Regions from separate parts of the Homo sapiens genome. Here all the other regions are linked to region 3. A link is a contact called in ENCODE Hi-C data. All regions are on one chromosome and are shown on one strand. The core of a region is the stretch at or near the end of the contact, and the rest is flanking DNA. Distances in the headings are between cores, read along the strand shown. Region 1 holds the start of PDRG1 (p53 and DNA damage regulated 1). Region 2 has its middle 8.9 kb from the start of MYLK2. Region 3 holds the start of NOL4L-DT (NOL4L divergent transcript).

The links. A loop is a pair of places that touch in the nucleus more often than their neighbours do. Pooled maps may share reads with other maps.
Region 1: a pooled map shows a loop between it and region 3 (2.8-fold over the local background). The contact joins the promoter of PDRG1 here to the promoter of NOL4L-DT in region 3. A Hi-C loop is called at or near these places in 1 of 168 maps with a recorded cell type or tissue (adrenal gland) and 1 of 50 pooled maps.
Region 2: a loop to region 3 is called in a map with no recorded cell type, with 5 times the contacts of the local background. The contact joins the enhancer-like site here to the promoter of NOL4L-DT in region 3. A Hi-C loop is called at or near these places in 1 of 37 single-sample maps with no recorded cell type.

Annotation. Positions count from the first base shown.
Region 1 is chr20:31,950,678-31,953,377 of GRCh38, reverse strand. It overlaps PDRG1 (p53 and DNA damage regulated 1), which reads left to right and starts at 1,332. Exons shown (of 5, transcript NM_030815.3): 1 at 1,332-1,503. The coding sequence starts at 1,417.
Region 2 is chr20:31,809,130-31,811,829 of GRCh38, reverse strand. No RefSeq gene overlaps it. Among named protein-coding and RNA genes, the nearest start is that of MYLK2, 8.9 kb to the left of the region's middle. Within about 2 kb of position 1,414, at least 9 of the 41 ENCODE cell types and tissues checked have a DNase peak (open chromatin) inside an H3K27ac peak, as active enhancers do.
Region 3 is chr20:32,586,225-32,588,924 of GRCh38, reverse strand. It overlaps NOL4L-DT (NOL4L divergent transcript), which reads right to left and starts at 1,446. Exons shown (of 3, transcript NR_034152.1): 1 at 1,369-1,446.

The DNA of each region.
Region 1 (2,700 bases), core at 83-2,582, 640 kb after region 3:
CTGGAATCAGGGAGGCGAGACATCAGAGTGATAATATCGGTTCTGCTCTTTAGACTTTCAAAGTCCTTTCCCAGCGCCTTTTACAGCCATGTGGGCTCAATGCCTCCTTCCCTCTGACCTCCTGCCTGCTTCCCCCCCGCCCATTCTGTTCCACATACGCTGGCTGTTCCCTCTGCCTGGAACACTCTTCTCCTAGGCATCCACATGGCTCACCCCTCACCTTCTTTTCAAAGCCTTGCCTCTCTCTGAGGTTTGTTTTTTCCAGCTATCCAATGAGGAGTTTGGGCGTGAAGACCTCGTGGGAACCCTCTGGTTCTGATGGTAACCATTTTCCACCTGCCTGCCTTCTCTGGGAAGTCCTCCCAATCCTACCACCCACACCCACCTGCTTTTCTGAGCTAGCACTTCATTGCTTACTGCCCATAGTTTTCAAGTCCCTTCCTTATGTATAGGCCAGCTACTCTGGACATTGGGCCCAACACAGGGGCTCAAGTGAACTCTGGTTAAACGGAATTAAAAGTGATTACTGCTTCCTTTGTTTTTTGAGACAGAGTCTCGTTTTGTCACCCGGGCTGGAGTGCAGTGGTGCCATCATAGCTCAGGGCAGCCTCGACTCCCCAGATGCAGGTGCTCCTCCCGCCTCAGCCTCCTGAGTAGCTGGGACCAACGGGCGCGCCCCCCCTCACCCAGCTAATTTTTTTTTTTTGTATTTTTAGTAGAAACGGAGGTTTTACTGTGTTGCCCAAGCTGGTCTCGAACTCCTGGGCTCAAGTGATCCCCCCGCTTTGGCCTTCCAAAGTACTGGGATTACAGGCATGAGCCACTGCGCCCAGCTGATTCCTGCTTCCTTCCGATCCTGTGGAGAGACACTGAGGCGGATTTTTATTCACCCCCTTTTTATAAATTAGAAACTGAAAGTGTCAGAGATTAAACATAAGTCACACTGCCACATGGGCCTTCTTGGTGTTTCTTAGCCAGGGGAAGAATAATATTTCCCAGATCCTAATCACTACCTGCCACGGTATATAATTGTTTTGCCATTAATTGTCGGTGTTTCCCACTAGGATGAAGTTCCATGAGGGCAGGGATTTTGTTGTGTTCACTGCTGCATCCTAAGCACATAAAACTGCTTGGCACATAATAAGTGCTCAAGAAGCATGAACCGAGGGAGTAACGGGTCAGAGGCAGCCCGAGGACTGAGCTCTCTGAGCCTGCAGAGGGCGCTCCAGCCCCGCCCCCAAAGCTAGGCCCCGCCTCTCGCAGCCGGCTGGCGCACTAGTGTTAGAGCCTGCGCACCACCGTTCTTTTAACTGCGCAGGCGCGCCGGAAGCACCTAGAGAGCGGCGCGTGCGCAGCGGGAGTCGAAGCGGAGATCCCGGGGTCGCGCGAGAGCCGCAAGCGGAGTTGGTGGGCGCTATGCTATCACCCGAGGCAGAGCGAGTGCTGCGGTACCTTGTAGAAGTGGAGGAGCTCGCCGAGGAGGTGCTGGCGGACAAGCGGCAGGTGAGAGGCCCCTCCGCGGCGCTGGGGCCTGGCGGCCGGCGCCGTGGGAAAGCGCGCGGGGTCGCAGTGAGTTGACCTGGACAGGCGGTTAACGGCTCCGAGGCGACAGACCTGGGCCGATAAATATTCGGCCGCTACTAAGTGAGCGCCTGCGCTATGCTGGACATTCCTCTCTCTTCATCCTTTCTCTGCCCCTTGCCATGCTCTGTGGATCTCGACCCATCATGCTCTGGGCCGTTTCCCTGAGCACCTGTTTCAAAATGCACTTCCCGGCCCCATGGTTGATCTAGGGGCACCGCCCTGTAAAGGCCCTCAGGGGAGAGCTGGAACCGAAAAGAAGCCTGAGGGGGCCTTGTGACCGGGCAGGGGTGGGGACGTGGGGGAAGGTGGCGCCCTGTTTATGGGGTGTCTTGTTTTAAGTGCCAAGTTTTTGAGGGGAGTTCCTGGGGGAAGGAGGGTGACGTAATTGGATTTAGGTTTTAAAAGGATCCCCCCTGGCTGCTGTGTGGAATACAGAATATAGGTGGGCAAGGGCGGAGGCAGGGAGATGGGTGAGGGGCCATTGGTATGGTCCAGACCAGAGATGGATTTGGACTAGGTAGTGGTGGTGGAGAGAAGTGAAGGGGTCAGAAATGTATTTTGGAGACAGACTCAGTAGGCCGTGGTAGTGGAGCCGGGGGAGTCGTGACTCCCTCTCATCTCCAGTTAGAAGGGTCAGGTATTTACTGAGAAGGGGAAAACTTGGGCAAGATCCTGTCAAATTAAGTACTGGATCAGGGTGTGCTGGATGAGAATAAGAGCAGTTAAAGTTTATCAGCTACTTACTATGTGCCAGGTACTGTGTTAAGTCATTTAATTGCTGGCTCAATAACCTGTAAGGTAGGTACTGTCCGTAGCTCCATTTTGAGGAGGAGTAAATAGGAAGGTGAAATTACACAGCTTGAGGCAGATAGCAGGATTCGAACCTGGGTATTCCAAATCCAGAACCAGCACTCGTGCAGTATACTGTACTACTGCGTCACTTCCTTAGTAGCTATTGTGTTGTTACCACTGTCTCAGTGCCCCCAATCCTGCTGTTCCAATCTAGTATTGTTGGGTTTCTCATATTACTAGTTCAGAATCAGCTGGAGAAGTTTGTCCAAAAATAAACATTAGGCCTGCTTAATCACAGTGTGTAGGGGAAGGGTTTCCACTCCC
Region 2 (2,700 bases), core at 165-2,664, 780 kb after region 3:
CAAGGGATGCAAGTTGCTGCGGTAGAAAGGACACTGGAGGGCAGATGGACGTGGGTCCAAATTCTGACTCTGCCATTTATTAGCAGCATGACTTTGGATGAGTAACTTAAACTCTGAGCCTCGGTTTCCTCATCTGTCATATGACTTGTTGGAAGAACATATGGAAAAGCATTCTTCCCTCCGTCTTCATTCTGGGAATGGAGTCTTGGCTAAGGAGATAAAACATCCACTCAACAAGCTCAGCAGCTCTCCCGTGTCTAACTCAGTCAGACTGTACAAAGGTGACCCCTCAAGGGGCTGTGGAAGGGAGGAAGATGTTCTCACCCTGAGACAGGCTCTTGACTGGCTGGGCACTAAGGTCACAGGAGAGTGGCTGCTGGCTCCTTGGCCCATGGGTACCTGCATTAGGAGACCTGTTGTCTGTCAGGATTTGCAGGTCCCTCTCCTGGCACAGTGGTCCTCACACTTAGGCACGCATCACTGTCCCCTGGAGTGCTTGTTAAAATATACGTTGCTGGGCCCCACCCTCAGCGTGCCTGACTCAGTAGGTCTAGTGTGGGAATAAAGAATTTGCATTTCTAGTCCCTGATGATGCTGTTGCTGCTGGGCCACAGACCACACTCTGAGGACCACTGTCTTAGAGAATAAAAGTCCCACAGGCCAAGATGCTTAGGCCTCTGAGTAGCTCACAAGAGTAGCGTTGTGGTGTATGTGGGGAAACACAGAACACTGAGACCCAGTCATCAGTACAGCAAATGTTCCAAGGAGAGAGAGATGCACAAAAAGTGAAGCTCTGGCCTGGCGCGGTGGCTCACGCCTGTAATCCCAGCACTTTGGGAGCTTGAGACCAACCTGGCCGACATGGTGAAACCCTGTCTCTACTAAAAATACAAAAAAAATTAGCCGGGCCTGGTGGCAGGCACCTGTAATCCCAGCTACCCGGGAAGCTGAGGCAGGAGAATTGCTTGAACCCAAGAGATGGAGGGTGCAGTGAGCCGAGATGACACCACTGCACTCCAGCCTGGGCGACAGAGCGAGACTCTATCTCAAAAAAAAAAAAAAGTGAAGTGGTTTCATGAAGGGGAGGCGCACTGGCAACCCCTCCCAGCTCCTGAGTGACTGTGTGCTCTGTGTTGCTTCCCCCATTCGTTTTCTATTGCTGCAGTAACAAACTACCAAGAGAGAAAAAGCCTCTCTTGCTTGAACAAACTCCCATGAACCTCCTCCCCTGCAGAGATGTCTCCCTGCTTCTTTTGGCCAGCTGTTAACTAGAAGCTGCTGACCCTATCCTGTCAGGTTGTTAGCTGTGGGAAAATAGCAAAGGCCTCTGGCAATCCTTGGTGACACAGCCACTGACAACACTGAATATGTGACTCAAGCACGGCCACTCTGAGTCACACTGGCTAGCTGGGTGGGTAACAGTCACCATTGCTGCCCACAGTGCCTTTGGGGCATGGTAAGGCGGGAGAGAAATTCCCCTCCACTGTGCTAGAGGAAGGGTCCTTTCTAGCAAGATCATTCTAACTTCTATGAGGAGACTGAGACCCAGAGAATATAAACAACATGTTCAAAGTCACAAAGCGAGAGCAGCTCTCCCAGTTCCCAATCTAGGGTTTATTCCATGAAATAATTCTGTATTTCTCTTGAACCCTGTGCCAGTTATCCAAAAATAACCCAGGTCTCCTTGTCCATGAACACGTAAAAACTGAATCGCAACGGAGAGAAACAGAAAAAGAACAAGGTAAAGTCCATTTTATGGTGACATCCTTAAACTGCCTCCAACAATAGAAGGATTACTTCCAAAATAATCTCAATCTTGGGGGGGAAATCATATCTTGGATGGGAAGGACTTCTTTGTGGCAGTCTGCAAGAATTCACTGAACATTCTATGCAGTCTTTAACCAGTTCCAAGGTCAAGAAAAACATCAGAAAATATGTGTGCGTGTCAAGGGGACAGAATTATTCAGGGATTAGTCCCCTGGAGTGATCTGGGCTAGATTTCCGTTTCCAGAACAACCCTTGGAAAGTCCTCAACAAGATAGAACACTGGTCTCCAACATACTTCGTTGAAGTCCACATGGAAACCCAGGGACAGGAGAGCTTGCTCTCTTGCAGGGATTGAACAACTGGCTATAGAAGACATATAAATATAAAAGTAGGGCTGGTTTGGCTTAAAAAACTGCCTAGAAAAAAATCTAAAAATATTTAAGCTGAAAGGAGCCTTATTAATTGTTCCAGCTCAATCTTATTTGACGGATGTGGAAATTGAAGCCCCCAAAAGAGGAATAACTTGTTAAAGGTTACCCATCATTTCTCTAACCGGAGTGAGATTATAATCCCACCCTTCTTCCCAAAAGACACATCACAGCCCCAGGTAGAGTCTTTGTTTTGTTTTGTTTTGCTTTGTTTTGTTTTTCTAGATGGAGTCTTGCTCTGTCGCCCAGGCTGGAGTGCAGTGGCATGATCTTGGCTCACTGCAACCTCCGCCTCCCAGGTTCAAGCGATTCTCCTGCCGCAGCCTCCTGAGTAGCTGGGATTACAGGCGCCTGTCACCACGCTTGGCTAATTTTTGTATTTTTAGTATAGACAGGGTTTCACAATGTTGGTCAGGCTGGTCTCAAACTCCTGACTTTGTGATCCACCTGCCTCGGCCTCCCAAAGTGCTGGGATTACAGGCGTGAGCCACCGCACCCAACCTCC
Region 3 (2,700 bases), core at 197-2,696:
CCCTGTGCTTCAACTCCAGTCTCCCTTGGACACCTGGACGAAGTGTGGAAAAAAAAAAAAAAATCCAGAGGCCGGGCATAGTGGCTCATGCCTGTAATCCCAGCACTTTGGGAGCCCAAGGCGGGAGAATCACTTGAGTCCAGCCTGGGCAACAAAGAGAGACTCTGTCTCTACAAAAAATAATTAAAAAAAAAATAGCTGCGTGTGGTGGTGCATGCCTGTGGTCCCAGCTACTGAGGAGGCTGAGGTGGGAGGATCACTTGAGCCTGGGAGGTAGAGACTCCAGTGAGCAGCAATTGCACCACAGCACTCAGCCTGGGAGACAGAGCGAGACCCTGTCTCAAAATTTTTAAAAATGCAGAGGATCTCCTGGCCTTTGATTCATGGGGCAGCCTACTTTTTCCTTTGGCAGGTGTCTGGAATGGAAATCAAAAAAGAGCAGCTGCCCCCTGGGACCGTGATTGCATCCCCCCAGGAGTTGGGCATTGTGGGAGACTTACCCCACACCCCACCCAGCATGCCCCTCCTAAAGGACCCCAGTGACACGGATAGGCTGAAGACCCAGGGTCTGTTTCTGCAAAAGTGGGGATGGGCCGCAGTAGGCTGTTCTCACTCCTTGGCTGTTCCACTCTCCCAGGAGCCCTTGGGGCAAGAGGCTGGGACGTGCCTGGTGCAGTGAGCTGTCACACAGTAGGGACACCTCCAGGCCTCTGACCTCCAAGACCACAGACCTCTGGACCCCTGCAGCTGCCCTCCTCTCCTCACTTCTTCTCTACCCCACAGTCCTGCTCGTTTAAAACTCGCCAGTAGCTCCCATAGCAGCTGGAATGCCATCCAAAGTATTTCCCAGGGTCTTCAAGACTCCTGCCCTCCAACCCCTCCTCCCTCACTTCAGTCTCACCACACTGGACACCTTCCAGCTTCTAGAAAATGCCAATCTCCTTCCACCTTGGGGCTTTTGCCCTTGCTCTTCCCTCATCCTGGAATGCAGGAACAGCATGCCTTGGCACCTGTCATTTAAGTCACTGCTCAGATGCTACCTCCTTAGAGGGGCCTTCCCTGATCCCCCTAAGAAAAGCAGCCCCTTCTTTGCATTATTTGCTATCACAGCTCTCTCTTTCCTTCGTGGCCCATTCCCCGGGCTGTTGTGATCAATAGCTGGTTTGTTCAATAGCCATCTTCCATACCCATTGGTGCACTCCCGTAGGGCAGGGACCTTGGGGATCCCATGACCATATCCCAAGCCCCTGCTGCACAATGGCTGCTAAACAAATGTTTGTTGAATGAATGAAGCACAAAAAGTGCCAACAATGCCTGTCTTCCTCCTTGAATACTTCGAGGCCCCATGAGGGAGAAAATGGCACTTACTGGGCACCCGTCACAGCTCAGGCACTCTCATCCTGTTGAATCTCTACATCTGTGACATCCTGTCCCGCTATACAGATGATGAAGTAGGGGCTCAGTGACCTGCCTGAGGTTACCCAGCAAAGGGTGGAATGATGGCTTCATTCCATTGTGAAGTAGCCAAGTGGGACCTGTGAGCATGAAGAATGCCACGCCAAATAATCATCAGGATTCACTTCCAAATCTGACTCCACCCGAAGCCCATGTTCTTTTCATTATACTATACATTCTGCTGTGCCAGAACTCAGCCCAAGATTGACAACCAGGTTTTTAGCTTCTGAAAGGCAGGCAAAGACCCAGCCTGGGTGGAGAGGTGGTCCGGCTTAGTGGTTATTGAAGTGGGTCCTGGAACTGGACAGAGAGACCAGGGCTCACACAAGGACCCCACCACCCAGGCACAGGGCATATTTGCCACAGTTATCATTACCATTGCCAGGCTAGAGCATCTCTGCTCTCAGGAAGAGTGTGCTGGAAGGATAACCGTCAAGGGACACATGGAAAAAGTCAGGGTCTGAGCTTCTTAATCACAGAAGCCCCTGCGCCCCTGGGGCTGGCCTTTGGGTAGTGCCTTCCCCGCTCTGAGTGGTCACCTCTTAAAAACGGGCATGCATACCAGCATAGATCCAAAAAGAGCTCTTGAGAAGATAAAGAGGAAAAATGACTGTGGAGTTGTTGGTGTATATAAAGTAACATGAAATGTAAATTATCTAAAAATAATCTCCCATGTGAAATGCAGAGAGAGGTTGGGGCTTGGGAGACCTCTAGGGTTCTTTCAGCATTTACTGGCACCTACTGTGTGCCAGGTGTTGTGCTAGGGCCTGTGCATATGAGGATGGGTCAGATATGGCCCTGAGCATCTGGAGCTCCCTGTCTACTGGGGGAAGTGAGCCAGGTATACACAGCGTGGGGCTCTCTCCGAGCGCGGTGAAAGGGGAAGAGTTTGTGTGTGATATGGCAGCAGCAGCCAGATGCACATGAGCTGAAACCCACCCCTCCTTCCTGCATGACCTTGAGCAGGTCAGGCCACCTCTCCAAGCCCCAGGTCTTCGTCTGTAAAATGGAGCCATTCCCTCTGCCTCTCAGAGTTGCCAGGACATGGCACGTAGTAGGTCCTGGGGTGGGGGACTTTGGGATGGGAGTAGACAGTAGTTCCTACGCAGGAAACGGTCCTGCACTAGACAAAGTCTGGGCCTCAGGACTTGGATGGTGACTTGCCTGCAGGAGTGTCATGGGGACATGGGGTGGACCCCCGGGGACAGCTGGGAGAGAAGTGCAGCAATTCCTCATGACCTGTTA